2 separate regions of the Mus musculus genome follow, and region 2 is linked to region 1. Evidence: chromatin loops called from intact Hi-C (ENCODE). Cell type or tissue: left cerebral cortex. All regions are shown on one strand.

Region 1 (8,000 bases):
CCCACTCACAGTAACAGTCTATAAATATAAGCATGATCATATTTTCCTAAATGTAATTAATTCTGCTTATTATAGGAGGCTTTAAATACGGGAAAAGAGCCCCCAGCTATTTGGAAAGTACAGAAAGCTTTGTTACAGAAATTTGTTCCTGAAATTCGAGATGGGCAAAGAGAATTTGCAGCTACAAATAGTGTAAGTGAAATGCTTGATTCTATCCGCTTTTCTAAGCTGACCCTTGGATGAACAGAGGTGGGGTCAGATGTCAGATGCATCAACATTTTTGATTGATAACAGCACAGGCTGCTCCTGCAGAGAACCTGGAATCCATTCCTAAGACCTACAAAGCAGGTGGAATGATAGCTCCAGCTCTAGGGATCCTATGCTCTCTTCTAATTACTGAGGACACCTGCACTCATGCACGCATTCACACAGACACATGTGCACAGTGAAGTAACAGCTGAGAAGATAGCTCTGGAGTTAATAGCGCATACTACTCTTGACCTGGACCTGAGTTCATGGTAGGAAGCTCACAACTTCCTCTAACTCCAACTCCTCAGGTACCAGCTCTCACTCATACGTGCTCATGTGTGCTTACTCCCTTGAGCGTTCTCTCTCTCTCTCTCTCTCTCTCTCTCTCTCTCTCTCTCTCTCTCTCTCTCTCTCTCTCTCTCTCTCTCTCTCTCTCTCTCTCTCTCTCTCTCTCTCTCTCTCTCTCCTGCTTTCTCCCTGCCCATTCTTAAAATCAGGATAAAATTGGTCTGGTCTGGTTATGGATATATTTTGGAAACTACAAAGGATGGGTGGCTGTGAACTTAACAGCATAATATTTATGTGTAGACTATATAATTGTATAATTAAAATACTTTTTTTCTTTAGTACCTTGGGTATTTTGGAGATGCAAAAACTAAATACAAAAGGATATATGTGAAGTTCATTGAAAATGCAAACAAAAAGGAATATGTCAGAGTGTGTTCCAAAAAGCCAAGAAATAAGCCTTCACAAACTATCAGGTATTTGTTTTCTTATGTATTTATTGGCTTATTTGGTTATTATTATTGTTTAAAGGATCTATCTTGTCAGTTAGGACTGAATGCTGCAATACCTTTTGCAGTAGGTGAATCCTTTTCAGAGAATGGGGTAGACATTGTAAAGCTAGTGGCTCTCTGGTAGAATAGGTTCCTTCTTTGCTTGGGTCTTTTTGGTGTCACTGTAGTAAAATGGAAAAAAAACAGAAGGAGCAAATTTTATTGAATCTAGCTCTTTGTGACAGAACTTCTCAGAAGCCCTCTTTGCCATCAATAGGGTGAAAGAAATAAATGAATGTCAAGGTTACAGCAAGATAATTGGGGGTTAGGGGACACACAGACAAGTGCATTATCAGGTCAGCACACAGTGAATTCCTATCCTAGATCAATGTGCCTGGGTTGTCTGCAGCATGAATCTAGAAGGTAACTAGTCTGACTAACTGTGTGATAGGTATTCGAATGTGCGGATGACCCTAGATACTCTAATCAATCTGCTGTCATCAGTGGGCCTAGTTTAATTAAGATCACCGCCCATTTTGAGATTTAGCATGGGACAAATCTTAAGAGGTCTCAGCCTGATGCATTTGTACATCAGAACTTCGTGGCCACCACAGCATCAGAGCTAGATTTGGCTTTCCACATCTCATATTCTCTGGAAAATGAATCCATACGGAGTTTGGTAGAGATAAAGATTGAGGTAATATCCCCTTAATAATTGAACATAGAGTTCCAGTCTCAATCTATTTCATGACAATGCTGTGGGAGTCATTTGAGTTGTATATAGCACATGGACTTTATTTTGGAAGTGTTGGTCTGAGCAAGTTTATTATTTTCTTATAAATCATAAAAGTCCTTTCTCTTTTTTAATCTTAAAAGATTTAATGATTTTAATAAAATTTGTTTTAACATTGCAGAAATATTCCATCTAAGCCAAGTAGTATCAGTAAAACTTCTGACCCACCAGTATCAAAAACTACAACTACAAAAACCCCGTCTACAAAACCCAAAGCTAAACAGCTCAAAATAAAGGCTGAGCCACCACCAAAGAAAAGGAAGAAATGGAAGGAAGAATTTTCATCATCACAATCTGAATCATCTCCTGAGGTCCGTTCTAGCAGTAGTGAGGATGAGGGTGAGTTCCCCAAGAAATTAGTGTTTTGATGCTTACAGGTGGTGTGCAGGAGTGAAGGGGGATGGTGGTGGTGGCAGTTCAGATCGGGTTTGCTTAGTACCAGAGTGATGCTACTGTACAAAGTTCACTATGCTTTGTATAAACCACACCCAACAGAACACATCTAGCCTACACATGTAGAGGACAGAGATTGGCAGACTTGCTTACAGACATCGCTGTTTGCTACCCAACTTTTGTGGATAATTTATTGGAATACAGCTCCACAGCTACTGTTTGGAAATACATGATTTCATTTAGTTGCAGTTTTGAGTTGTGGTATAGAGACCATGTGACCAGAAAAATGCTAAACTATCCACCATATGACTCTTGAGGAAATTTTACTGACTCTCATTCATAATTTCATAACAGTAAAGACAAAGGAGGATGAAGGGAAAATGGAAGGCTGTTGAAGCCAAGCTGTCTTAGTCAGGGTTTCTATTCCTGCACAAACATCATGACCAAGAAGCAAGTTGGGGAGGAAAGGGTTTATTCGGCTTACACTTCCATACTGCTGTTCATCACCAAGGAAGTCAGGACTGGAACTCAAGCAGGTCAGAAAGCAGGAGCTGATGCAGAGGCCATGGAGGGATGTTCTTTACTGGCTTGCCTCACCTGGCTTGCTCAGCCTGCTTTCTTATAGAACCAAGACTACCAGCCCTGAGATGGTCCCACCCACAAGGGGCCTTTCCCCCTTGATCACTAATTGAGAAAATGCCTTACAGTTGGATCTCATGGAGGCATTTCCTCAACTGAAGCTCCTTTCTCTGTGATAACTCCAGCTGTGTCAAGTTGACACAAAACTAGCCAGTACACAAGCTAAAGCTGAAAACCTGGGGTCTTTATAAACAAAGGAGAGTTTTTGGAGGAACTCAAGTAAAAGCAACATGACGAAATTTTAAATTTAATTATTAGACCAGTTTCAGGCAAAAATGGTATCGAAACCTAAGTAGTGGAAACAGAAATGAAAGAGGAGAATGGAAAGTGTTCTGTTTTGCTTGGTGACCGTCTCCCTAAGGAGTCCTGGCTGTCATGGAGCTTAAATTGTAGACCAGGCTGTCCTGGAACACAGATCCTCCTGCCTCTGCATCTTGTAATTATACCCTCAGGTAAAAAGGAACATTTTCCTTGCATAAATAACATGGCAGACCACTAGGTGTCACTAGTTAAGCAGTGTGTTCAGACCTTTAAGAGAATTACCTATAACATGGGTTTGAATGCTGGTGATTTTATTTTATTTTCACATGTTGGGTTTGTGTGTATGCTTGCATGTGTGCATGCATATGTAAGTGTACATGTGGCATGGCATATGTGAAGGTCAGAGGAGACTATTAGGAGAATCAGTTCAGTCATCAGGCTTGACACAGGATGTATCTTTACCCACTAAACTGTCTCCAGGCTTATGGTGTTTGTGTGTATGCATGCATTTAGTTATGTATTCATTCATTCGTTCATTCATTGGTTTTTGGAGACTTTCTCTGTGTGGAACTCGAACTGTAGACCAGGCTGGCCTTGAACTCAGAGACCCACTTGCTTCTTTCTGCCTCACAAGTGCTTGGGATTACAGGTATCTGGCACCACACCTGGCCTATATGGTGGTAATTTTTAAACTCTTTCAGAATATTCTCTTTTTTTTCCTTCAGAATATTCTTATAGTCTTGAACTGCTTTGAGGATTCCAAATAGGCTCAATCTATTTAGATTTACAAAGTAGCAATTAAATTAAAATGTTTAAAATATTTGTAAGTGATTGATTATTATTAACACAATTGGTTCTATTTTTATATTTGTCTACATTCCATTAGTTACTGTGTATTAGTTTGGTTAAAGAATATGAAGAGAGCATGTTGGGAAGACAATGTTAACTGTCTTTTCAGATAATTACCAATATTTCTTGATACATAAACCTGACAGTTATACTTTTAGCTATTTATGTATATGAGTATTTTGCCTGTATGCATGCCATGTGTGTGCCTGGCACCTTCAGGGGTCAGAAGGCGCATAAGATCTTCTGGAACTGACTTACATATGGTTGTAAATGACCCTGTAGATGCTGAGACCCAAGCCTGGGTTCTCTACAAGAACAGCAAGTACTTTAGCCTCTGTGCCGTGTCTAGCCCTTTCCTCTGCTCTATGCTGGTAACCTAACCTTTTTTTCCTTTTTTTTAATGAAATATTTTATGTAATGAGTACACTGTAGCTGTCTTCTAATACACCAGAAGAGGGCATCAAATCCCATTACATGTGGTTGCTGGGAATTGAACTTAAGACCTCTGAAAGAGCAGTCAGTGCTTGTAGCTGCTGAGCCATCTCTCCATCCCCTAACCTTTTTTTTTTTTTAATTCATTGTGTTGTTTGTTTATTATTGTGAGAGTGTATGCATGATGTATGTTGGTGCAATTGAACTTAAACAATCATACTCCCAAGCAAAGAAAACTGACCCTCTAGCCCCACCCCACCCCCCTTTTGGTTTTTTGTTTTGTTTTATTTTGTTTGTTTGTTTGTTTTTGAGACAGGGTTTCTCTTTGTAGCCCTGGCTCTCCTGGAATCCCACCTGCCTCTGCCACCTAAGTGCTGGGATTAAAGGCATGAGCCCAGCCCTTTTTTGGGCCTGAATTTTCTTATACACATGGAACAGTGTATTGTGTTCTTGTGTTTTGGGGTTTTTGACTTAGCATGTTTTCACAGTTCATTTGTGTTAACAGCACATGCGATACTGTGTACATGGAGGTTAAAGGACAAATTGGGGAAGTCGGCTCTCCTTCCACAGTGTGTGTCCTGGGTATTGAACTCAGGTATCAGGCTTGCACCCAGTGCTTTTACTGGTGTTGCTTTTTTGCTGGACTTGATTGTGTTTGTGACTTGCATTTACCTGACTAACTGTGAATGCTTACTGGACAGTTATATATCTTCTTTGCAGGAATGTCTCTTTAGTCCTTACTTGCTTTGGGGTGCAGTTTCTAGACAGGGTTTCTCTGTGTAGTCCTGGCTCTCCTAGAGCTCATCTGTAGACTAGGCTGGTCTTGAACTCAGAGATCCTACCTCTGCCTCCCACGTGCTGGCATTAAAGGCATGCGCCACCACTGCTGGGCTGCAGTACTAGCTTATTAGTGGTTCCTTGTCCTTTTGGGATTAAATTTAGGATTTCTTGATTTTTGTCTCTGGGTTGAATTTGTTTTATGAGACAGAGTCTCTGTAGCCCAAATTAGCTTTCAATTCTGTACAGCTCAAGATGGCTTTGAATTCCTGACTCCCCTGCCTCTGCCTGCTCAGGACTGAGATGATTGTGTGCCTCATTTCAACTGGCTGTATTCCGGGCTTTAAACTTTATTATATGCATGATTTGAAAATATTAATATAGTATTACTATTAATACTATATGGTGTCTTTCTAAATGTTTTACATTCTGATGGAGCCCAACTTACTGATTCTGTTTTTTGTGCTTTTGTTGTGGTTAAAATCAAATCCAAGGACATCAATGCTTAAAATTTTAAGAGTTTTATATATAATTATTATTTTCTTCTTAAGACTCTTCTTTGGTCCTGTTTTATCTTAGAATATTTAAAAAATAACATTTAGAGTTGGGGTGTGGCTTAGTAGTAGGAGATTTGTCTGTCGTGCATGGGACCATGTGTTCAGTCATCAATACAGACAAATAATTCCGTAATGCTACTACTGATATCATCAGTGAGCCTTTAAATATTGTGTTCAGCTTACAATAGTGGGTACAAGTTTTCTAGAATTCTAAATTATACATGGAATCAGCTACATCTTATCATTGATAAATACTGTCAGGTTTTTTGTTTTGTTTTGGTTTTTGGTTTTTCGAGACATGGTTTCTCTGTGTAGCCCTGGCTATCCTGGAACTCACTTTGTAGACCAGGCTGGCCTCAAACTGAGAAATCCGCCTGCCTCTGCCTCCTAAGTGCTGGGATTAAAGGTGTGTACCACCATCGCCCAGCATACTGTCAGGTTTTAGGTTTTGTTTTTGTTTGTTTTTGAGACAAAATCTTGCTGTGTAGCAGTGGCTCTCACTGTGTACTTACTATTCACTGTATAGTTCAGAGCCACCTGCCTTTGCTAGTGCTAGGGTGCAAGCCACCATGCCCAGCCTGGTTTTCATTTTAGAGGCAGGGTCCTCACTACTTAGAACCAACAGACATTTTTTTAAATTGTTAATTATGTGCTCTGTGTGTGTGTGTCTGTCTATCTGTCTGTCTGTCTGTCTGTTTTGTCCATGTTTGTCTGTGTCAGAATGTGTATTTGTGCATTTGAGTGCAGTGTTTGCAGAGGTCAAATGGGTACATTGAATCCCTTGGAACTGGAGTTACAGGCAGCTATGGTCTGCTCACCTTGGATGCTGTGAATCAAATTGCATCCTCCCCAGGAGCAGTGTACGTTCTCCGTGTATGTATCACTGAGCTGTCTCTCTAGTTCCCAATTTTGGTCTCGTTTTAAGACTTATTTCATTTTCTAGGTATGACTGTTTTGCTTGTATTTATGTATATATACCCCATTTGGGCCTTCTACCCACAGAGGCCAGAAAAGAACATCAGTTTTCTTCTTAGAATTCCAGTTCCAGCCAAGTTTTCTGGAATAACATCCAGTGCCCTTAACTGCTGAGCTATCTCTCCAGACCTGGCCTTTATTGAACTCTAATAGGTCTCCTGAGTACTGGGATTACAGTCATGTACCACCAATCTCATTTAATCCTGCATTCTTAGATAGAATTTAATATGTGTAGGCTATGTTTGCATTTAAAAATTAATACATGTCACTCGAAATCTGTAATAATTTTTTTTAAGATTTATTTATTTATTATATGTAAGTACACTGTAGCTGTCTTCAGACACTCCAGAAGAGGGAGTCAGATCTCGTTACAGATGGCTGTGAGCCACCATGTGGTTGCTGGGATTTGAACTCTGGACCTTCGGAAGAACAGTCGGGTGCTCTTACCCACTGAGCCATCTCACCAGCCCCCTGTAATAATTTTAAGTGTAGAAATAGAGTTGGATGTGGTGACTCACCCCTTTAATCCCAGCACTTGGGAGGCAGAGGCATGAGGATCTCTGAGTTCAAGGTTAGCCTGGTCTATAAAGTGAGTCCAATACTTATAATCTCAGCACTTGGGAGGTTAATGCTTTTGAAGACTTGCTAAGTGCAAAACCCTGCATCAACAGAACAAAACAAGCTCTTCTATGAATGTGTTATGCATACCAGGCTAGCCTACTTGTGTGTTGCTGTTGATAACCTTTAACTCTTGACCTCCCAGTCTTACCTACTACTGCAGGCATTACAGTGTGCATCACCACAATCCGACTCATTTAGAATGTCTTTGTCTATGTCTGTGCTTAGGTATGCTTGCATATGTGTGTGTTGGCGCCCGAGAGTGTGTGTAAGCCAGAGGTTGCTGTCCAGTGCCTTCCTTCATTCCTCATCACCTTTTTCTTTTCTGAGACAGGCTCTTCCATTTGAACCTGGAGCCTAATGACTGAGCAAGAATGGCTGGCCAGCAAGTCTCCAAGGATCCTCCTGTCTCGACCTTCCCAGTGCTAGGACTACAAGTGTGTGCCATGCCAGGCATGGTGGCACATGCATTTAATCCCAGCCCTTGGGAGGCAGAGGCAGGTGGATATCTGTGAGTTCAAGACCATCCTGATCTACAAATCGAGTTCCAGGACAGCCAGGGCTGTTACATAGAGAAACCATGTCTGAAAAACAAACAAACAAAGTATGGGTAACTGGAGATCTGAATTCAGATCTTCATGCTTCATGGCCAACACTTTACTGACTGAGCCATCTCCCACA
Region 2 (8,000 bases), 56 kb after region 1:
TTGTATTTTAAGGGCAGATTATGTAGCCTAAAGAAATTTTAAGCTTGGATGTCTAAATATGAAGTTGTACATTTTTGAAGTTGTATTTAATAAAAAAATTTTTATATGTGTCAAAAACTATTACTCAGAATGGTGTGTTGCTGTAACATCTGACCTGTTAGATGAGTTGATTTATAATTATGTTCAATTTATATAAAAAATCATAGGGATTTGGGGGATAGAGCAGTAATGTATTTATATAAGAAAATACTCAGGACTGGAGATATGGCTCAGCGGTTAAGAGCACTGACTGCTCTTCCAGAGGTCCTGAGTTCAAATCCCAGCAACCACATGGTGGCTCACAATTATCTGTAATGGGATGCAATGCCCTCTTCTGGTGTATTTGAAGACAGCAGCAGTGAACCCACATACATGAAATAAATAAATCTTAAAAAAGCCTCCTCAGATGGAAGCTCTATAGAAGAAGAAGAAGAAGGAAGAAAAAGAAGAAATAGGAGGAGGGGGAGGAAGAGGAAGAAGAGGAAGAAGAAATAAAGTAATAATATCCTGGGGCTGGAGAGATGGGTTAGCAGGTAAAAGTACTTGTTGCTGCTGTTGAAGACCTAGGTTTCGATCCCAGCACCTACGTAGTGGCTCACAACTATGTGTAACTCGGAGGGATCCAACACTCACATTTCTTCTCTGACCTCTGTGGGTAATGTACACACATGGGACATCTATATACCCACTCACATAAATACATCTAATAATAAATAAAAATACTTAACAGGAAGCCTAGTTACATATTAGGGAGTTTTTATTTTGTTGAGACAGAGTTTGTATACACCAAATTGGCCTAGAACTACTGCCTCTGTGTGCCAAGTGCTGGAATGAAACCACACCCAGCATGTTTTGTATTAAAATATTAATGTATTTTTGTGTTAAAGAGTTAAAGCAGAAACTAACATTGATTATATAGTGGACTCTCTACCACAAATTAATTTTCGAAAGTGTTATGAACTATATGAAGTGTTCAAGTAGGGGTGCCTGGCAGGCCCATTCCAAGTTACCCCCTGAGAAATTACACCATGTGACAGGCTGGTATAAGGGGGCTTATTTGGGGGAGGGAGGAGAGTAAGGACCTGGAGAAGGGGTAGAGGTATACAGGAGCAGAGCCATGAGGGCAGAGAAGGGAGAGGAGGACAGAAAGAGACTATCCTGGGAACAGAGAGAGCGAGGGAGGGGGAAGCACATTGGGGTAGCAAGCAGCTCTTTTATGTCACTCAGTGTGCCACCTGCACCAGGCTGCAGATCATCATTCAAGTCCCTGGGAGGAGTCTAGCAGAATCACCTGTAAGTCAACAGATGTTTTAAAAAAAAAAATTAAACATTTTAAGCTTATTTGAAGGGCTTTCGAGTATATAAAAAAGAGACTGGAATAAATGAACTTTCACATATGCACATCAACAGTATTAACCATAATTTCTTAAAGGGCTATATTGTTTAGTCTGTATCCTTGTCTGTTCTTTGCTATCATTCCAACACATTTTAGACAGCACTACCACTCAGCACATCTGTCCAAAGTGCATTAAAACCTAACCACTACAGGGCCTGGGGAAGCGTACCTTTAATCGCAGATCTCAGGAAGCAGAGGCAGGTAGATGTCTGATTTCAAGGCCAGTCTGGTTTACATACATAAAGAGTTCCAGGACAGCCAAGGCTACAAACAGGCCCTATCTCAAAAAACAACAAAAAACTAATCATTGTCACAAAGTTCTATAATGCCTTAATATTAACTAATACTAATAGACAATTTGTGCTCCAACTTCCTCATGGTTATTCAAATAAGGATCCAAACAATGTTTCCAACCCACTTTGGAAATACATTAATCCTTCATTATCTTTCTTTGTATCCGGTATTTCATATAAATTGCTAAATATAGTTAGTTTTAAGCTATCTTAACCAACTTAATGATTATTTAGGAATGACTACACTGACTAGACATAGCTAGTAGGTGGATATGTACTATAAAGTAACACCACAATATGTCTTTTTTCATCCTAACATTTTATAAGGCTGAATTTTATATTTTATTTTAGCCTTCTTAAATTTTCAATTTGTTTTTACAAGTCCATGTCTTGAGTGTGCGGAAATGTGGATGTGGCGGTCAGAGGACTACTTTTGGGGGTCGGTTCTCCTGCCTGTTTCTGAGGCAGAGGCTCCTTTCTGCTTTGCTGTTCTGCACACTCTAGGCCAGCTGGCTTTCTAGGCTCCAGACAGTTCTGTCCCCTTCCCACCTCAGCATAGGATGCTGGGATTACAGGTGTGTATTGGGCTTGGACTCCCAAAGTAACCGAGGATGACCTTGAACTCCTGATCCTTCTGTGTCTACCTCCCAAGAGCTATGGTGATTGGTGTGTACCACCACAGGGCTTAAGCAACACTGGAAACAAAATCTAGGGCTTTGTGCATGCAAGGCAAGAATTCTACTAATTGAGCTACTTCCCCGGTTAGTCTCTTACTAAGAAGTAGGGAAAACTCGGGACTGATACCATGACTCAGTGGGTTAAGATACTCACCACCAAGCTTGTTGAACTGAGTTCAGTTCCCAGGACCCACATGGTAGAAGGAGAGACCCACCTTCCATAAGTTTTCCTCTGACCACATATGTGCTATGGCACATATGTACACACACATACCCACATACACACACATACAGAAACAGGGTAATAGAAAACATTAAAGCAGTAGGAAAGCTTAATTTCCCAATCTGCTAGCATACAATGAGTGATCTCTTATTTTTTGACAAAACTAACATCAGGTAGTTTTCAAACAGAAAGCTGACAGCTATAGTACTTATGAAACCAATTACCTTGGGAAAGACAGATTTGAGGCAAAATTAAGAAACAGGCAAGCCGGGCAGTGGTGGCGCACACCTTTAATTCCAACCCTTGGGAGGCAGAGGCAGGCAGATTTCTAAGTCCAAGGCTAGCCTGGTCTACTGAGTGAGTTCTAGGACAGCCTGGGCTACACGGAGAAACCATGTCTCAAAAAACAAAACAAAACAAAAATCCAAAGAGACAAAAAAAGGCAGGGACTATCGAGATGGCTTGGGACTGGAGAGATGGTTCAGCGGTTAAGAGCACTGACTGCTCTTCCAGAGGTCCTGAGTTCAAATCCCACCAACTACATGGTGGTACACAACCATCTGTAGTGGGATCTGATGCCCTCTTCTGGTGTGTCTGAAAACATCAACAGTGGATTCACATACATAAATAATTTATTGGGGGGGTGTTTTGTTTTGTTTTTTGAGACAGGGTTTCTCTGTATAGCCCTGGCTGCTCAGATCTCACTCTGTAGACCAGGCTGGCCTCAAACTCAGAAATCTGCCTGCCTCTGCCTCCCAAGTGCTGAGATTAAAGGCATGCCCCACCAATGCCCGGCTGTTAAATAAATCTTGAAAGAAAGAAAGAAAGAAAGGAAGGAAGGAAGAAAGAAAGAAAGAAAGAAAGAAAGAAAGAAAGAAAGAAAGAAAGAAAGAAAGAAGAAAAAAGAAAGGCAGCTTTAAAAGTGACGAAAGAAGGGCTGGAGAGATGGCACTGTGGTTAAGAGCCTGTCTGTTCTTCCAGAAGACCCAGGTTCAATTCCCAGCACCCACATGGTAGCTCACAACTGTCTAACTCCAATCCCAGGGGATTTGGCACCCTGACACAGACATACACATAGGCAAAACACCAATGCACATTAAAACAGACCTTTAAAAACAAAAAGTGGTGAAAGATCATGACTTAAGTGTGAGAGGAAGTTTTCAGATCGAGGCTACTGAAACTGGTGAGATGCACATAGTTGGCAGAGCGGCTGCACACTATCTGGTCTACAATCTTTGTTTTGCACATAGTTAAAGCATGAGTCTTTGGCTACTGGAACTAGCACCTTCTGGAAAAGACGGGAACATTCAGTTTCTAACTGCTAGCACTGCTCAGGCTTTTTTTTTTTTTTCTTTTTCTTTTTTGTGGTTTTGGCTTTTTAAGCCATGGGTTCCCCGTGTAACCCTGGATGGCCTGGAACTCACTCTAGACCAGGCTGGCCTCAAACTTGGAGATCCAACTGCCTCTGCCTCCTGAGTTCTTAAATTTTTTAAATTAAAGATGTGTACCACCATGCCATGCTTGTTCATTCTTTTTATTTCTTTTATTTTGTATGCCTGTGCACAGTGTGTGTGTGTGTGTGAGAGAGAGAGAGAGAGAGAGAGTGAGAGAGAGAGGCCTACTGAGGTCAGAAGAGGGGCTCAGATCCCCTGGAACTGGAGTTCTAGGCAGTTGTGAGCTGCCATGTGGAAGCTGGGCAGCAAGCCCAGGTCCTCTTTAGAAGAGCAGCCAGTACTCATAACTGCTGAGCCATGGCCCCAGCACTTGCTCATGCTTCAGGAAGGAACATTCTAACAGAATGGTCAGACCACGGAAAACATTCTAATAGTCACAGTTAAAAGCCAACTGTGATGTGTCCTGTGTCTAATTCCAATACTTCAGAGGCTGAAATGGGAAGATGGTGAGTTGCAGGCCAGCCTGAGCTACACAGCAAGATAGTGTCTGGGGTTGGAGCAGGGAGCTTACCTTAAACTTACTAAGATTTTTAGAAACTATATAACATTTGTGTGTGTGATGCAATGGGCACGGCAAGGTCAGCACAACTGCCAGTCTTCGTGTGTTTCTTCCGCCTTGTGGAGCCTGGGGACCAAGCTCAGGCTGCCAGGCTTTGAGCAGTCTCTTACCCATTGAGCCAGGTGATCAGCCCAAGAATAGGAGGTTTTATGGTAGAGCTGTCATTTTCTGAAGACATTATAAACTTCAAACCATAGGACCAGTGCTACTCTGAAAACCTTGGAGAACCATGCTGGGTCACTGTCCTCGCTGTTAGCTCCGTGCTCTCACCCAGTCTTCCTCAGATCCTGCTAAGGGACCCATCTCACCTGTGTGCTCAGTGCTTAGGTGACTGTAAACTTGACCTCTGCTCAGCAGAGTCGTCTGTGGACGAGCACTCCATCCAAAGGCAACCTCCTGCAGACTAAGGAGCTAGGTTTTATGCAAATCCAAATTCTACCGGGCTGTGATGGCTATTCCAGGTTGTCAATTTGACTACATCTGGAACGAACTACAATCCAGATCTGGAGGGCACACCTGTGATCCACATCTTGAGGCTGGAAGACACAAGTTTCTCACCTGGACCTTGACATGGAGATTTTGAGGCATAGTGGCTATAAAAAGCTTAGGCCTTGGCAAGGTAGTACAGGCCTTTAATCCCAGGAGACTAAGGCAAGGAGATCTCTAAATTCAAAGTCAACCTGGGACAAATCAAGGCCCAGATCTAGGCATGGCAGTACACACCCTTAATCTGGGCTACACCTTCTGCTGAAGGCCTACATAAGGAAAATTCACTCTTTGCCTGCTTTCGTTTACTTACTAGCACCATCTGTGGGAATCTACTTCTACAGAAGACCAGCTGAAACAACTAGCCTCATGGGATTGAGCAACTACTAGATCCTTGGACTTCCCATTCACAGCTGACCATTGTTGGGGAGTTGGACTACGGACTGTAAGCCATTATAACGAATTCCCTTACTATATAGAGACTTTCCATACGTTCTGTGACTCTGGAGAACCCTGCTTAATACACTGACTAGATCTAAAACACAAGGGAGCAACACTAAGAAACCAGAAACAAGGAACAGTTAGAGGGATCCTGTGTGTCCCAAGGGGGTGACAACAGTCTACCTCCGGGACAGCTGTTACCGTTCTCTCCACACTGCAGTCTGGCGCTGAGCTCACTTTATCTCAAGGTTAGTTTGAGTTTCCAGTCCTTACAGTCAAAGATCGAACCGGCCCATGTATGAACATTTATATTTAAAGGGAACCTTTTAAGTATCAAAAGATTACAGATGAATCATCCTAGCTGGGCAGTGGCGTCGCATGCTTTTGATCCCAGCACTCCGGAGGCAGACAAGATCTCTGTGAGTTCGAGGCCAGCCTGGGCTACAGAACCAGTTCCAGGACAGCCAAGGCTACATAGAGAAACCCTGTCTCAAAACAAAACAAAACAAAAACCAGATGAATTGTCCCAGATAAAATGGAATGGTCTTGGTGTTGTCTCTAGCCTCTTCAGGGAAGACTTAGTGTTTTGTTTTTGTTTTGTTTTGTTTTCGAGACAGGGATTCTCTGTGTAGCCCTGGCTGTCCTGGAACTCACTCTGTAAACCAGGCTGGCCTGGAACTCAGAAATTCGCCTGCCTCTGCCTCCCAAGTGCTGGGATTAAAGGCATGCGCCACCACGCCCAGCCTTTTTTTTTTTTTTTTTTTTTTTTTTTTTTTTTTTTTACTTAGTTTTAAAACCCCAAGGAAGGTAGATTTCTCTAAGGGTATGTCTGTGTTCCATTCTGGCTTTCATGTTTGGATCACTTGGGAAGTTTATTCTTGCCTGGAATTACTGATAATAGATTTTAGATGATACAGTTTTAGAATTTCTGCTTCAGCTGAGCATGGTGGCATATGCCTTTAATCCCAGAATTTGGGAGACAGAGGCAATTGGAGCTCTGTGAATTTAGAGCTAGCCTGATCTACATAGGGAGTCCCAGGCCAGCCAAGAGCTAGCAACACAGTGAGAGGTCTTCTCAAAAAGCAAAAACAAACAAATCCCCCACAAAAGCAAACTAGGCACAGTAGTCTGAATTCAGATAGAATTGAATGTTCAATTAGTTGAATATCTTTCTTTAGTTGTATTCTCCTAAAGTGAACCATCTGGGAATTGTTTTATTTTTAATCTGCTGTATTGTATGTGAACACACCAGCCACTGCTCATGTTGAGATCTGAGTGTAACTGTATGCAGTCAGTTCTCTCCTTCTACCTTAACTGGTGTGTTCTAGGAATCAACTCAGGTTGCCTGGTTTTCATGTCAAAAGTTTGCTGAGCCATCTAGGCATCCCAGGGTGGTGTGTTCATATATATTTATATTTAGTGTGTGAGGCTCAAGCTTAAATCTTTAGTAATAATTACATGTGTTTTATGTTTGAAACCATTATTCCCCTCCATTTGCTCTAGTTATTTAAATAAACCCTCATTTTATAGGTTACTCCTGAGCGAAGATGGCAGACGAGAAGCTGCCGCCCGGCTGGAAGAAGTATATGAGTCGCAGCTCAGGCCGGGAATACTACTTCAATCACATCACCAACGCCAGCCAGTGGGAGCGGCCCAGCGAAGGCAGCAGCAAGAACGGCCAGGGTGAGCCTGCCAGGGTGCGCTGCTCACACCTGCTGGTGAAGCACAGCCAATCTCGGAGGCCCTCATCCTGGCGCCAGGAAAAGATCACCAGGAGCAAGGAGGAGGCCCTGGAGCTCATCAATGGCTACATCCGGAAGATTAAGTCAGGAGAGGAGGACTTTGAATCTCTGGCCTCACAGTTCAGTGACTGCAGCTCTGCCAAAGCCAGGGGAGACCTGGGTGCCTTCAGCAGAGGACAGATGGAGAAACCGTTTGAGGATGCATCGTTTGCTCTACGGACTGGGGAGATGAGTGGGCCCGTGTTCACGGAGTCAGGCATCCATATCATCCTGCGCACAGAATGAGGGCAGGCACCTGGCCAGCCTGCTCCGGCTGCCACACAAGCCCATGGACGCTCTTCCTGCTGCTGTCACACAGTACTGTTCCTAAAGTGACTGGAAGGGGGACTGAGCATCCCGTTCCTTGTTTGCCCCCATTTGGGGGCTGTCCTAGCCAGGCTCCTGGGGGAATTGACTTCAGAAGGGCAATTGGGTTGGGGAGACCCCCAGGCTCAGGGGATCAGAGGTGACTTGATCCTCCAGGTCTCGGAGGCAGGCAGGAGGGCCTTTTTTCTTGTTAGTTATATGCTCCATTCCTCTGTTCAGTTGCAAAAAGCAGACACACAGCAACTCAGCCTCAAGATGCAATGCAGCACGCTATACACCTTCCATTAAAACTGGGACCGTTAAAAAATGTATAAATAAGTTCGT

Evidence for each region. Hi-C counts contacts between places; a loop is a spot of excess contacts. Peaks named below come from ENCODE experiments on the same cell type or tissue, not always from the same donor. Only the 100,000 strongest peaks of a DNase experiment are listed, where the experiment ranks them.
Region 2: it touches region 1 in a loop (2.1-fold over the local background); 2 of 42 quality-filtered maps call a loop at or near these places.

Annotation. Positions count from the first base shown.
Region 1 is chr2:104,770,329-104,778,328 of GRCm38, reverse strand. Qser1 (glutamine and serine rich 1) reads left to right here. Exons shown (of 12, transcript NM_001123327.2): 5 at 76-192; 6 at 877-1,010; 7 at 1,940-2,157. Among named protein-coding and RNA genes, the nearest start is that of Depdc7, 31 kb to the right of the region's middle. In left cerebral cortex, CTCF peaks have their summits at 3,345 (motif pointing right) and 4,410 (motif pointing right); a DNase peak (open chromatin) is centred at 3,351.
Region 2 is chr2:104,713,901-104,721,900 of GRCm38, reverse strand. Pin1rt1 (protein (peptidyl-prolyl cis/trans isomerase) NIMA-interacting 1, retrogene 1) reads left to right here and starts at 5,611. Exons shown (of 2, transcript NM_001033768.2): 1 at 5,611-5,816; 2 at 7,099-7,975. The coding sequence starts at 7,116. The coding sequence ends at 7,595. Depdc7 (DEP domain containing 7) reads left to right here. Exons shown (of 9, transcript NM_144804.2): 9 at 1-117. In left cerebral cortex, CTCF peaks have their summits at 383 (motif pointing left) and 3,211 (motif pointing left); no DNase peak of the experiment used is centred here.